Linked DNA regions of Homo sapiens: region 1 is linked to region 2. Evidence: read pairs that join two places in POLR2A ChIA-PET (ENCODE). Cell type or tissue: PC-3. All regions are shown on one strand. Links, peaks and the distances in the headings refer to the core of each region. The heading gives the core; the rest is flanking DNA.

Evidence for each region. ChIA-PET counts read pairs that join two places held together with the same protein. Peaks named below come from ENCODE experiments on the same cell type or tissue, not always from the same donor. Only the 100,000 strongest peaks of a DNase experiment are listed, where the experiment ranks them.
Region 1: POLR2A ChIA-PET joins it to region 2 with 12 read pairs; 4 of 35 experiments call an interaction of 5 or more read pairs at or near these places.

The regions. Positions count from the first base shown.
Region 1 is chr5:62,416,413-62,420,812 of GRCh38, reverse strand. The region is part of intron 1 of IPO11 (importin 11); the gene reads right to left. Among named protein-coding and RNA genes, the nearest start is that of IPO11, 5.8 kb to the right of the region's middle. In PC-3, for the core only: no CTCF peak of the experiment used is centred there; no DNase peak of the experiment used is centred there.
Region 2 is chr5:62,246,609-62,251,008 of GRCh38, reverse strand. No RefSeq gene overlaps it. Among named protein-coding and RNA genes, the nearest start is that of KIF2A, 57 kb to the left of the region's middle. In PC-3, for the core only: no CTCF peak of the experiment used is centred there; a DNase peak (open chromatin) is centred at 2,568.

The DNA of each region.
Region 1 (4,400 bases), core at 294-4,293, 170 kb before region 2:
GTGCAGGAGTTCAAGACCAGCCTGGGCAACATGGAGAAACCCCATCACTACTAAAAAAACAAAAAGTTAGCTGGGCATGGTGGGGCACACCTGTAGTCCCAGCTACTCAGGAGGCTGAGATGGGAGAATCACCTGAGCCCAGGAGGTCAAGGCTGCAGTGAGCCACGATCGTGCCACTGCACTCCAGCCTGGGTGACAGAGTGAGACCCTGTCTCAAAAAAAAAAAAAAAAAGTTTCAGTCAGATATGGACCACATATATACGACAGTGATCCCGTAAGATTTTAATGGAGCTTTAAAATTCCTATCACATAGTGACATCATAGCCATCCTAAGTCGTAGTAAATCACATTACTCACACGTTAGTGGTGATGCTGGTGTAAACTAACCTACTGCACTGCCATTTGTATAAAAGCAGAGCACATACAATTAGGTACAGTACATAACACTTGAAAGTGATAATAAGCAACTATGTTACTGGTTTATGCATTTACTACATTATACTTTTTTTTTTTTTTTTTTTGAGACGGAGCTTCACTCTTGTTGCCCAGGCTGGAGTGCAGTGGTACGATCTTGGCTCACTGAAACCTCCATCGCCCGGGTTCAAGCAATTCTCCTGCCTCAGCCTCCCAAGTAGCTGGGATTACAGGTGTGTGCCACCACGCCTGGCTAATTTTTGTATTTTTTTAGTAGAAACAGGGTATCACCATGTTGGCCAGGCTGGTCTCAATCTCCTGACCCCGTGATCCACCCGCCTTGGCCTCCCGAAGTGCTAAGATTACAGGCGTGAGCCACCACGCCCAGCCTACTTTTTTTAAGAGTTACGATCTCTGTCACCTGAGGTAGAGAGCAATGCCGGCATCATAATTCACTACAACGTTGAACTCTTGGGCTCAAGCAGTCATTCCACCTCAGCCTCCTGAATAGTTGAGACTTGGGACTACAGGGATGAGCCATCATGCCATGCTAATTTTTTTACTTTTTGTAGAGATGGGGTCTGGCTATGTTGCCCTGGCTGATTTCAAACCCCAGACCTCAAGCAATCCTCCCACCTCAGCTTCCCTAAACCCTGGGATTACAGAAGTGAGCCACCAAGCCCCACTACTATACTTCTTATCATAATTTTACAATGTACTACTCCTATTAAAAAAAAAAGTTAACTGTAAAACAGCCTCAGACAGGTCCTTCAGGAGATAATTCAGAAGAAGTCATTGCTATCATAGAAGATGACAGCTCCATGAATGTTATTGCCCCCGAAGACCTTCCAGTGAGACAAGATGTGGAGGTGGAAGACAGAGATATTGATGATCCTGACCTTGTGTGTACCTGAGTTAATGTGTGTGTTTGCGTCTGTTTTAAACAACGTAGAACTACACAATGTATTTGTGTTTTAAGCTAAGTGTTACTGCAACAGAGACAAAAAGTTTATAAACTAAAAGTTACAATAAGCTAAGATTATTGAAGAAAAAAATTTCTTAATAAATTTATTTTAGCCTAAGTGTACAATAATGCCCTAGGCCTTCACTTTCACTCACCACTCACTCACTGATTCATCCAAACCAATTTCCAGTCCTCCAAGCTCCATTCGAGGTAAGTGCCCTGTACAGATGTACCATTTTTTACTTCTACACTGTATTTTTACAGTACCTTTCTAAGTTTAGACATGTTTAAACACACAAATACTTACCATTTTGTGACAACTGCTTACAGTATTCAGTGCAGTAACATGCTGTACAGGCTTATAGCCTAGATACAATAAGCTATATACCACATAGCCCAAGTGTATAATAGGCTGTACCATCTAGGTTTGTTCATATGATGTTCATAGAACAACAAAATTGCCTAACGACCCATTTCTCAGGATGTATCCCAGCCTTAAGCAACTCGTGACTGTATCTTCTATGACCCAGCAGTTTCACACCTGGTGCTATAATCACAGAAACCCCTGCACAGGCATATAAGAATAAGGAGACAAAGGACTAGGTTGTCTGCATGACCTAGTTATCTATATTAACAGAGACTTGGAGACAATACGTGAACATCTTTAGTGAAATATGTATAAAATGTATCTTATCCCTTGTACAATTTGTTCCCTCTGGCTGGAAAGCTCTGGTCTCTAGATAAAAGCATGTCTTGCTCTTTGACAGCATTCCATTCTGCTCAAGTTGTCCTCTATTTAAAGAGGTCTCCACTAACTGCCAATCTAAAAGGGCTCACTCCTCAACCAAGAATCTCTATGTTCCCGATATCCTTAATTTTTCTGCATAATGCTATTAACTATATGAATGCTGTTCATAGCACTATACTGTTAATAGCTTACTGTACTGGAAACACTTACATTTTAAACTATATGATATGTGTTGGCTGGGTGCAGTGGCTCATGCCTGTAATCCCAATACTTTAGAAGGCCGAGGCAGGTGGATCACCTGAGGTCAGGAGTTTGAGATCAGCCTGACCAACATACTCTACTAAAAATACAAAATTAGCCAGGCATGGTGGCGCACGTCTGTAATCCCAGCTACTCAGGAGGCTGAGGCAGAAGAATCACTTGAACCCAGAAGGCGGAGGTCGCAGTGAGCCGAGATGGTGCCACTGCACTCCAGCTTGGTCAATAAGAGTGAAACTCTCTCTCAAAGAAAAAAAAAAAAAAACTAGGCAGGCGTGGGCATGGTAGTGCATGCCTGTAATCCCAGCTACTCGGAAAGCTGCAGCAGGAGAATCACTCGAACTTGGGAGGCAGAGGTTGCGGTGAGACGAGATTGCACCATTGCACTTTAGCCTGGGCTACGAGTGAAATTCTGTCTCAGAAATAAATAAATAAATAATGGCTAGTTGGAGAGTTGGAAATAAAATAATTAGATAGTTGGAGAGTTGGAGGAGGGGTTACACATAAGTTAATAAGGGGAAAGAATTAAGATTTTGGGCTTTTCCAACTGATTGGTGCCTGCATGGCTCATAGGAGGAAAACAATGTCAGGAAGGTTGAAATACACAACGTTTTTGACATGAATGTCAAGTATTTTAAGACAACTACATATGTCAGCGTTGAAGAGAGACCTGTGCTAAAAAGCCAGATTTGGGAGTCATCAAAATAGAGGCAATAGTTGAAGTCACAAATGAGACCATTCATGAAGAGTGTGCATTGAAGTCCTTATTTCCTAAACTACGTAGTTTGGATTTTTATCTGAAGGTTTTCAGAAGAGAGCAGGGTAGTGCCTCAGAGTCAAACATCTAAAGTGGTCAGAGAAAAGAGAAAAATAACCAACAAAAGACTGGCTAAAACCTAAGAAGGAAATAAGGAAAATATGGTGTCCCAGAAGTATAAGAAGAAAATTTCAAGAACGAACAAGTAGTTAAAATGGCAAATGATTAAACAGATTCCATTAGATTTAGCAACAAAGATATCAATGGTGATCACCACTACATCAAATTCAGTGACTGCTATGGACTGTCAGCCTTCAAAATACCAAAAAAAAAAAAAAAAAAAAAAAAAATTAACCAATAAGGAGGTGAAGAAAATGAATATAGAGAATTCTTTCAAGAAACTTAAAGGAAATAAGCTGGGCATGGTGGCACACACAAGTAGTACCAGCTACTCATGAGATTGAAGTGGCAGGATCACTTGAGCCCTGAAGTTTGAGGCCAGCCTAGGTAACAAGAGACCTTGTCTCTTAAAAAAAGGAGAAAAAAAAAAACTAAGAAAAATAATTATAGATAAAGCTGAAGAGGAATCTAAGAATCTAAGGTAAGGAGCGTATATTTCAGATAAGACTTGATTTGAGGCCAGGCACGGTGGCTCACCCATATAATTCCAATACACTTCAGGAGGCCAAGGCCAGTGGATCGCTTGAACCCAGGAGTTTGAGACAAGCCTGGGCAATGTGGCAAAACCCCATCTCTACAAAAAAAAATTCAAAAATTAGCCAAGCATGGTGGCCTGCGCCTCACCTGTGGTCCCAGCCACCAGAGAGGCTGAGGTGGAGGGATCGCTTGAGCCTGGGAGGCAGAAGTTGCAGTGAGCCAAGATAGCACCACTGCACTCAAGCCTGAGAAACAGAGTGAGTACTCTGTCTCAAAAAAAAAAAATAAAAAAAAAAAAAGATAATAAGAGACTTGGGTATGCTTAAATCCTTGTTAAGTTAGTACTAGTTGAAAAAGGAGTAACTGAATGTTATGGATTGAACTGTGTTCCTTAAAAATTCATGTTGAAGCCCTAACCCCCGAACCCTCAGTATTTGGAGATAAAGTTTTTAAGGTGATTAAGATAAGATGAGGTTGTTAGGGTAAGGCCCTAAACCAATATAACTGATGCCATTATAAGAAAAAGAAACAGCAGGCCAGTGCAGTGGCTCACGCCTGTAATCCCAGCACTTTGGGAGGCTGAGGCGGGCAGATCACCTGAG
Region 2 (4,400 bases), core at 276-4,275:
TTCTTCAAAATGATCTACAAATTGATAAACCTCATGAATAATTGCAATTGTAGTTAAATTCAACTTCCTTTTGATTGTGTACAATAAATTTTTTGCATACATCTTTAAAATTTTTTCCCTTAATTTAGAAGCAGGCTTTGAGGATAGGAAACATATTATAGCTGACCTTTTTTGACTGATCATTGCCCTTTTCCTCAGAGTTCCTACTGACTACACTCTGTGCTAGGTGTCTGCTGTCTCTGCCCTTGTCAAGCCTCTAATAGTCAAACATCTGAAATTCCTCTTTTCCAGTGAAGATGCTGCAGAGTACTTGGAAGAGAAAACGAGATGTTTCTGGCTTGTCTGGACAAGGTTAGACCCCCGATAGCAGCAGAAAAGGGATACAGGATGTCAGTGATAAATGGGTGGTCTCTGTTCAAACAACAGAATGCATGCGTTCTCCCAAAGTGCTTGGAAAATCCCCAGTAGCTGTGTACTCCAAGCCATCCTCGTTGGATGTAGATACATTTCACCAGTCTCAATATCCTTTTCCTTTCATAAATATCTTCTATTCTAAAAGAAAGTGAATAGAAAGTACAAGCAAATCTCACACATAACCTAAGCATAACATAAAGGAGAAATTTTAAAAATTTAATTTATAGTAAACATACATTATAGCCAGATGCTTGTACTTATACCTAGAATCGTTGTGAATGTGACACCTACAAATGCAGACTGATACTGCAGTGATACATTGATGACTCAAATACCACAGGGGGCATCACCACTGGTATTGTAATTTTCCAAAATGATGAACTACAATGGGTTAAGTTATGCGTGAAGCAACATCCAGTTTTCCTTGCCTTTATAAGGTGCATTCCTGAAAAATTCAGTGAGGCAACGTCCAATTTTCTTTGCATTTATAAATTGTATTCCTAGAAAATTCAGTGCATTTAAAACTACTCAAAAGTATTTTGTGTTTTATGTGTAAATTAAAGTTAGGTTTTAGGCTCACATCATTGTAAATAGGTTTTTCATCTACTTGAAAGACATTCAAAGCTCATGTCTGACATGAGACAGCTTTTTGTTTGCATGACTGACCCACATATTATTGGGCATCTCTAATCCCAGGACCCCAGCCAGTTGTACCCCATTCATTGTTAGAGCCAAAATACAAACTAGGCCGGGCGTGGTGATTTATGCCTGTAATCCCAGCACTTTGGGAAGCTGAGGCGGGCGGACCTGAGGTCGGGAATTTGAGACCAGCCTGGCCAACATAGTGAAACCCTGTCTCTACTAAAAATACAAAAATCAGCTGGGCGTGGTGGCATGTGCCTGTAATCCTAGCTACTTGGGAGGCTGAGGCATGAGAACTGCTTGAACTTGGGAGGCAGAGGGTGCAGTGAGCCGAGATAACGCCACTGCACTCGAGCCTGGGTGACAGAGTGAGACTCTGTCTCAAAAAAGAAAAAAAAAGTAGAACCCCAAAATACTGACAAACTTACAAATTGTCCCTTTAGGTGGGTATAATTCCCCTGCCTTCACCTCAATCACTGGTTAAGCAGCTCCTGACTATTTTTCTTTTTTGGACCTGGGAGGATTTGCCTCTGAGGTACAGAGAATTAGGTCAACTTGAGTCTGATTTAAAAAAATTATTTACGTTAAAAATTGTGCATGTATACACAATTATATATAACACAATATATATTATGTTAAAAATATACATATAATAAAAGTTACCATTTAAACCATTTTAAATGTATAGTTCAGTGACATTAAACATTCACATTATTGTACGACCAATACCACTATCCATCTCCAGAACAGTTTTATCTTCTCCTCCTGGTTTTTTAAAGAAATTACGGACAGTAGTCTGTTTTGTCTCTCGTTTTCTTTTTTCTTTTTTTTTTTTGAGACGGAGTCTCGGTCTGTCTCCAGGCTAGAGTGCAGTGGTATGATCTCAGCTCACTGCAACCTCCACCTCCTGGGTTCAAGAGATTCTTGTGCCTCAGCCTCCAGAGTAGCTGAGATTAGAGGCGCCTGCCGCCACACCCAGCTAATTTTTGTATTTTTAGTAGAGACGGGGTTTCACCATGTTGGCCAGGATGGCCTCAGTCTCCTGACCTTATGATCCACCCGCCTCGGCCTCCCAAAGTGTTGGGTTTCTAGGCGTGAGCCACTGCACCTGGCCTGTCTCTTGTTTTCTTAGGTCTTCTCACTGGCATTCATTCTGAGAATTGGTCTGTTTCTTTTTTCTTTTTTTTTTTTTTTTTTTTTGAGATGGAGTCTAGCTCTCTCGCCCAGGCTGGAGTTCAGTGGCACGATCTTGGCTCACAGCAACCTCTGTCTCCCTAGTTCAAGTGATTCTCCTGCCTCAGCCTCCCAAGTAGCTGGGATTACAGGCACCCGCCACCACGCCCAGCTAATTTTTGTATTTTTAGTAGAGACAGGGTTTCATTGTGTTGCCAGGCTGGTCTTGAACTCCTGAGCTTGTGATCCACCCACCTCAGCCTCCCAAAGTGCTGGGATTACAAGCATGAGCTACCGCTCCCCGCCTGGTCTGTTTCTTGATTCTGATTAGGCCAGGTTTGTGACTCAACTTTTTGTCTCTGGTGAGGCTGTCATGCTCTGAGCTCTGCCTGTGCTGCCGACCACGCCTCTGCCCCCAGCCATATGGTAACCACACATGGCACCACCTCTCCGGCAGGTCTGGGCCTCCACAGCTCTGTGGCTGTGTCCAGGACTGAGTCGCCCTATGACTCCTCTTCACTCTCCCTTCTGGAAAATTCATCTTTTCCTTGGCAGGTTATATCATAATTTCATATTCATTTGATCACTTTAGACATCCTATATTCAACCGTACAGTCCTGGTTTGTCTACACTTGTCTATCTGAAATCCTATGTTATTAGGCTGTGTGTCTGTTAGAAGAGGCAACTTGGCAGTGTGGAAAGAGCATTAGAACTGGAATCAGAGGACAGTGAGTAAAAAGTGAGGGGGCTGATCACTAGATAATCTGCAGCTTCAAAGAAAAAGTTAATACATTAATTTCTATAAAATATCATATCTACCTACCTCATAGAACCTTCATAAGCATTGAATGCAAGTGAAAAATCGTAAAAGCATAAGGCATTATTATATAGCCTTTACTGTAATAAAAGATGCATAATACATGCTTTTTAAATGACAAAAGATATAATGACATACACTACTAATTGGTATTTTAAAGAACATAAGGCTGGATAATAGAATCTGCAAACCCAGTTATAGGCTGTTTTATTTAGTAGGGATGTAGTCTTCAATAAATGTTAAATGAACATATGTGCTCCAGAAAAGTTATTCAAAACCTTCATTTGGGGGTATTTAAAAGACAGTAACTCTCAGATATTTAGTGCTTGGAAGTCCACATAGATGTTCTGGAGCGTCAGCAGATGTGTGAGGTTGATTTCTGCCTGTTGTCATGAGAACACAGCTTGTCTTTATTGGCCTTTAGGAACATGACCCTAAAAGTCAGCCTGACAGTGATATTTTTCTATGAAAAGAGAGGCTACTACCCAAAGGAGCTGTGACAGGAGACGTGAGGAGTCAGATATGATCAGATGTTCTGTTTCCATTTAGAGTCCTGAAAATCTTTGAGGCTGGTAGCCGCAAGTCATAGTTCCAGCCAGTGCTGTGCTGAGCCATGTTGCAAAAGGAAGGATGTGTACTACATACTATATAACTGGATATGTGATTTTACGTATTTTTAAAACCAGTTATTGGCGGCCAGGCACGGTGGCTCATATCTGTAATCCCAGCACTTTGGGAGGCCGAGGCAGGTGGATCACCTGAGGTCAGGAGATCGTGACCAGCCTGGCTAACATGATGAAAACCCATCTCTACTAAAAATACAAAAAAATTAGCTGGGTGTGGTGGCGGGCACCTGTAATCCCAGCTACCCGGGAGGCTGAGGCTGGAGAATCGCTTGAACCCAGGAGGTGGATGTTGCAGTGAGCCGAGATGGCGCCATCGCACTCCAGCCTGGGCAATAAGACTGAAACTCTGTCTCGGAAAAAAAAAGGTTATTGACTTAGATAAAAATATCACCTATGAGTTTGCTTCCATTAAAACCAGCAAAATAAATTTATAATAAATTCTGATTTTGGTATAAATCAAATACTTAATGTGAGTTTTAATATAGCTACTTTTCAATTTTTTCAATATTTTAAAACTAGTGTTCTGAAAAAAATTCATATCTGCTTAAGGTATTATTTTTATTTTATTTTATTTTTTTGAGACGGAGTCTTTTTTTTTTTTTTTTTTTTTTGAGACGGAGTCTCGCTCTGTCGCCCAGGCTGGAGTGCAGTGGCGGGATCTCGGCTCACTGCAAGCTCCGCCTCCCGGGTTCACGCCATTTTCCTGCCTCAGCCTCCCGAGTAGCTGG